2 separate regions of the Homo sapiens genome follow, and region 2 is linked to region 1. Evidence: read pairs that join two places in POLR2A ChIA-PET (ENCODE). Cell type or tissue: Panc1. All regions are shown on one strand. Each heading gives the region's core, and the rest is flanking DNA. Links, peaks and the distances in the headings are about the cores only. Region 1 overlaps SBF2 (SET binding factor 2). Region 2 overlaps SBF2 (SET binding factor 2).

Region 1 (2,924 bases), core at 236-2,735:
TTTTAATATTATGAATTCATGGATCTTAAAATATTTGCTGGGTTTCAACCAACTGCAATTATTGTAATTTTTGAAGCTCAAATTCTATCATCTTAGATCAGTTGTGAGCCTCTTCAAGATGGCTCCTGAGTTCTTTTAACAAGCCTCTAACAGTAACATTTTTTCTTAATTCTCATACCATAAATTCCCCATTTTAAAGTATACAATTCAGTGGTTTTTAGTGTAGTCACGAGGTTGTACAAGCATCATTAGTATCCAATTGCAGAAGAATTTCATTCCTCAAAAGAAACCCCACACCCACTGGCAGTTATTTCTCACGGCCCTATCCCTCGAGCCCCTTATAATCACTAATCTGTTTTGCCCCTATGTGTTTGCCTATTTTGGACATTCCACATAAACACAATCATATAATATACGGTTTTTGTGCCTGGTTTCTTTTACTTAGCATGTTTCCAAGATTCACCCAGGTTGTAGCACGTATCAATACTTCATTCCATTTTACGGCTGAATAATTTTCCATTGTGCGGATATATCAAAATTTGTTTATCCATTCATCAGCTGAATGACATTTGGATTGCTTCCACTTTCTGACTCTTATAAATAATGCTGCTATGAACATTCACATACAAGTTTTGGTGTGAATATATGTTTTTCTTTTTTTTTAAGAATCTGATACATTTTGACTTATGTACATACTTATAAAACCATCACCACAATCAAGACTGTATACACAAATATCATCCAGAAAGTTTCCTCATGTCCCTTTGTAATCTCGCTCTTCCTATCCATGAAACAACCAGTGACCTGTTTCCATCACCATAGATTAGACCACATTTTTTAGAACTTTAGAGAAACCGAATCATGCCGTATATAATTTTTCTGACATTTTTCATTCAAAATAATTATTTTCAGGTTAATCTATGTTGCGTGTATCAGCCATTCATTTTTCATTTAGCTTAGTAGTATTACATTGTATGAACATACCACAGATGCTTTATCCATTTCCATAATCAATTATCCTTTACCACTGGTGGACACTGAGTTTGTCTCCAGTTTTTCACTACCATAAATAAAATGGCTATGAACATTCATATACAAATATTTTTATGAACATTTTTAAACTTAAAATAGTCAAACTGTGTTCCAAGATAGTGGTACCATTTCATATTCCTATTAGCCATGAATAAGAGGTCTAATTCATTCACATTTTTACCAGTACTCAGGGAAGCACTCTGAAGTCTCAACACAAAATGCTCCTCCCACTTCTCGCCAAGGTTGATAAGCCTCAAGTTGTGTGCCTTCTTCCAATCACACCAAGCTGTGCAGGTCACAGCAAGCATCTCCCCAAACCCCTTCTTTGTTCTCAGCCCCCCAGACATCCAAACTATGTCAGCTCCTGCTTGTGCTTCCAAAGAGGCAACACAGAAACAAGTCCCTTAGGCAGCTTCCTCAACAGCCAGAATTTGGGATGCAAGCTCCACTCTTCCCTCCTCCCTGTACCCCCAAGCCTGAGAGAGTTGAGGAAGGGGCTGATACAGGTAACATAAAATTGCTCTATTTACACATTTCAATGCTGCTATTCTCTGCTTTGTGCAAGTCTGAGGTACTGTAATTTCTTGACTAGAATCTGGAATTGTCATGCAGGGATTTTTGTCAGTAAATCTTTGTTAAATCAGTGTTTCTGTCACGGAGGGAGGGCTGGAATTTCCTATTCCTCTATCTGATTAATGTCACTCCCAAATTCTCAGTCTTGACTATTTATTTCCTTCACTATTTCAAATATAGTTATTTTAATAACTGCATCTGATAACTCTATTTGCTAGAGCCCCTGTGGTTCTTTCATATTGTCTATGGTTTCTTTTGCATTTCTTTCATATAGTTTTGGTCCTCACGTTTCTGGTTATTTTTGATTGAGTACAGGGCAGGTATATAAAAATTCATAGACAAATTGGAGGTCTAGAATGTAGTTATCTTGTTTCAGAGAGGATATACTTTTACTTCTATGAGATGGATAGACAGTAGCATCAAGAATTACCTTAATCCAACTCAAGAAACTGAAATGATTTCAAGCTGTATTGTAATTCCCGAGGGAGCCAGTCTACTTCTGATTTACCCACTCCCAGGCTGTGGCCTTTTATGGTCTCAACTCAAATTATGAGAGCTTTATATAAAAAAAAAATCCACCTTGGTAAAACTTAAATTCCAATTTTCCCTCTTCCCCATAAGATATCGATAGTACTGATCAGCTTCTCAGCCATTTCTTCCAAAATCAACAAGGGCCCTTAGGAAAAAATGGTCCCAAATGTCTGGCTCACTTCATTTTCTCCTGGATCATGGCTTGGCAATTATTTACTGGCTCTGATGCCTTCAAGCAGATGTTATTTTTATTTTATTTGTTTATTTTGGGACAGGGTTTCACTCTGTCGCCCAGGCTGGAGTGAAGTGGCATGATCTTGGCTCACTGCAACCTCCTCCTCCCGGGTTCAAGCGATTCTCATGCCTCAGCCTCCTGAGTAGCTGGCACTACAGGCACCTGCCACCATGCTCCGCTACTGTTTTCTATTTTTAGTAGAGATGGGGTGTCAGCGTGTTGGCCAGGCTGGTCTCGAACACCTGCCCTAAAGTGATCCACCTGCCTTGGCCTCCTAAAGTGCTGGGATTACAGGCATGAGCCACTGTGCCTGGTCTAGCGGATGTTCTTTATATTTGTGTATCTTTTCAAGTTGTCATTGTTAAGAGGATTATTCTGAATTACACAGGCCACCATTACTGGAAGAGAGCTTTGGGTTTTAGAAATTTATACTTTATCTACAGTAGTTTTTTTTTTTTTTCCAGTGGGAATGCTAATTGTATTGGGGGTAAAAATGCTTCTGGCACCTAAACATCACACAAACTGCAGGATGTTTAATATCCCTGGTCCTTGA
Region 2 (2,924 bases), core at 111-2,610, 180 kb after region 1:
GAGAACCCAGAGGGTATTATTGCCTCAGTGTGAAAAATTAACCCTAGATAAAATGTTGCTGTAGATCTACCTAACAAAGCTGGGAAACGAGCCTCAAAAAGATCAAACTATTTCCAAGTGACTTAATTACATCTCAGAACGAAGTTCAAGAATATTTACAGGAACACAGAAATATCCAGCAATCAAGAGAGTAAAATTCACAACTCTAACATGCAAACAAAAATCACTAGGCATGAAAAGAAGCAGAAAAGTATGGGCCACAAGGAGGACAAAAATCAATCAACTGAAATAGACTCCAAAATGATGTAGGTATTAATTAGTAGATAAAGATATTCTAAATTATCATTATGTTGCATATTTTCAGTAATATAAATGTAAAAAATATATTGGATATAGCTAATGAATTAGACACTACAAGGAAAAAAAGGTTAATGGTTGTTATATGATAGAAACTTCCAAAATGAAACAGAGAAACAGACTGGGAAAAAGACAAAAAAACAAAAACAGAGCTGTGCAACAACTTCTAGTGGCCTAATATGCATGTAACAGGAGTCAGGAGTCCCAGCATGGAATGGAGGGAATGGAGATATATCTGAAGTAATAATGGCCAAATTTAATGAAATTTGACTTTTCCAAATTTGATGAAAACTATAAACACACTGATCATAGAAGCTCATCAAATCCCAAACACGAAGAACACACAGAACTCACAAAGGCATATCATAATAAATTACTTAGATATAAAGATAAATATCTAAAAACAGCTGGAGAAAAAAGATACATTGTGCAGAGTAACAAATATAAGAATGACAGCAGACTTCTCATTATAAACAGTACAAGCTAGAAGACAGTGGAGCTACATCTTTAAAATACTGAAAGCAAAAAAAAAAAAAAAAATCAACCAAACGTTTTATACCCAGAGAAAATATCCTTCAAAAAAAAAGCTGAGTATATCTATATAATCGAATATTATTTGAACTTAAAAAGGAATGAAAGCTGGGTGTGGTGACTCACGCCTGTAATATTACCCAGCACTTTGGGAGGCCAAGGCAGGCAGATCACGAGGTCAAGAGATCGAGACCATCCTGGCCAACATGGTGAAACCTCGTCTCTACTAAAAACACAAAAACTAGCTGGGTGTGGTGGCAGGCTCCTGTAGTCCCAGCTACTCAGGAGGCTGAGGCAGGAGAATGGCGTGGAGGCAGGAGAATGGCGTGAACCCAGGAGGCGGAGGTTGCAGTGAGCCAAGATCATGCCACTACACTCCAGCCTGGGTGACAGAGCAACACTCCATCTCAAAAAAAAAAAAAGGAATGGAGTACTGATACATGCTACGTATCATGGATAATCCTTGAAAACCATATGCTAATTGAAAGAAACCAAACGCAAAAGGCTACATATTGTATGAGTCCATTTATATGAAATGCCCAGAAAAGTCAAATTCAAAGAGACAGGAAGTAAATTCATGGTTGACAAGGGCTTAAGGGGGTAAAGGGAGTGATTGCTAACGGATATAGGGTTTCTTTGGGGTGATGAAACATTTTAAGTAAATAGTGGTGATGTCGCATGTTCCCACTTGTATGTGGAAGCTGAACAATGACAACACATGGACATAGGGAGGGGAACAATACACACCGCGGCCTGTTGGGGGGAGGTGGGAGGGGGGAGGCAGAGTATCAGGGTAAAATAGCTAATGCTTGTGGGGTTTAATATGTAGGTGACGGGATGATAGGTGCAGCAAACCACCACGGCACATGTTTACCTATTTAACAAACCTACACGTCCTGCACATGTATCCCAGAACTTAAAATAAAATTGAGTTTAAAATAAATAAACAAATAAATAAATAGTGGTAATGGTCGCACAACTCTTTGAATATACTAAAACCACTGCATTTTACATTTTAAAAGGATGAACTTTACGGTATGTAAATTATATGTCAATAAAGGATTTTCTTTAATGAATCTCTGATCAGACACAATGGTATAGACTCATTTTTTCTTGCTCTTCCCCACTAAGTATAAGCCTATAAATAACACAGGAGGCAACCAAAGGAGAACTCTGAAAGGTGGTAAGAGGAAAGTAAACTGTTTTGTAACCCTCGGAATGGAGGAACAACACAATGGCAGGACATCTTACCTATCTCTACCAAACAGAAGAAGGCAACCCAGGCCTAGCATGTCCCAATCCCCAGGTTAACAACAGAAGGCAGCCAAGGTAGGCTCACTCATCTCCCAGATCAAACAGAAGTTCCACTAACAACACAGGGAAAGCCCAGAACCATGAGCAGGGGATAGACAGCCACAGTGATAATAAGCAGCCAGGGAAAGCACTTTCCTTCACTCCTGGCCCTGACTCCCTTTCCCCAAAGGCAGATACCATGTGAGTAGGCATCACCAGCAAGAGAGACCCCATCACAATAAGCAGGATGGCCTGGGAAGCCTTTGTCATCACAGGCCTAAGGCTCTCCTACACAACCAAGAGAAACTGAGGTGTCCAGCTAGCACCAGCAAGAGGTATCTCGCTGTATCAAGTAACCTCGGCAGACATTTTGTTTCTATGGGCTTAAGAATTCCCTCCCCAATCCAGAAACACTGGGGTAGTCAGAGGACACCAGTAAGAGAGACTCCACTGTAACAAGCAGTCTGGCCCAGGTAGTCTCTTTGTCCTCATGAGTCAGAATCTCTCATGTACTCCCCAGTGACATCAGGGCAGTGAAATAGCACCAATAATGAACATCGTGCCACACAAAGTAGCCTGGTCCAGCAAAACCTCTTTGTCCCTGTAGCCTGAGAGTCCCCTCCCCCACCAAGAGACATCAAACAGCTCAGCCTGGGGAATGATTTCTGCCACCTCAGGCAGCACCAGTGGGAGCTCTAGTGCTGCCTGAGGTGACAGAAGGGCTATATTTAATGGCCCCAGCA

The links. ChIA-PET counts read pairs that join two places held together with the same protein. Peaks named below come from ENCODE experiments on the same cell type or tissue, not always from the same donor. Only the 100,000 strongest peaks of a DNase experiment are listed, where the experiment ranks them.
Region 2: POLR2A ChIA-PET joins it to region 1 with 7 read pairs; 2 of 35 experiments call an interaction of 5 or more read pairs at or near these places.

The regions. Positions count from the first base shown.
Region 1 is chr11:10,023,214-10,026,137 of GRCh38, forward strand. All of the region lies in intron 6 of SBF2 (SET binding factor 2), which reads right to left. Among named protein-coding and RNA genes, the nearest start is that of LINC02709, 270 kb to the left of the region's middle. In Panc1, for the core only: no CTCF peak of the experiment used is centred there; no DNase peak of the experiment used is centred there.
Region 2 is chr11:10,203,361-10,206,284 of GRCh38, forward strand. The region is part of intron 1 of SBF2 (SET binding factor 2); the gene reads right to left. Among named protein-coding and RNA genes, the nearest start is that of SBF2, 89 kb to the right of the region's middle. In Panc1, for the core only: no CTCF peak of the experiment used is centred there; no DNase peak of the experiment used is centred there; H3K27ac peaks cover 692 bases.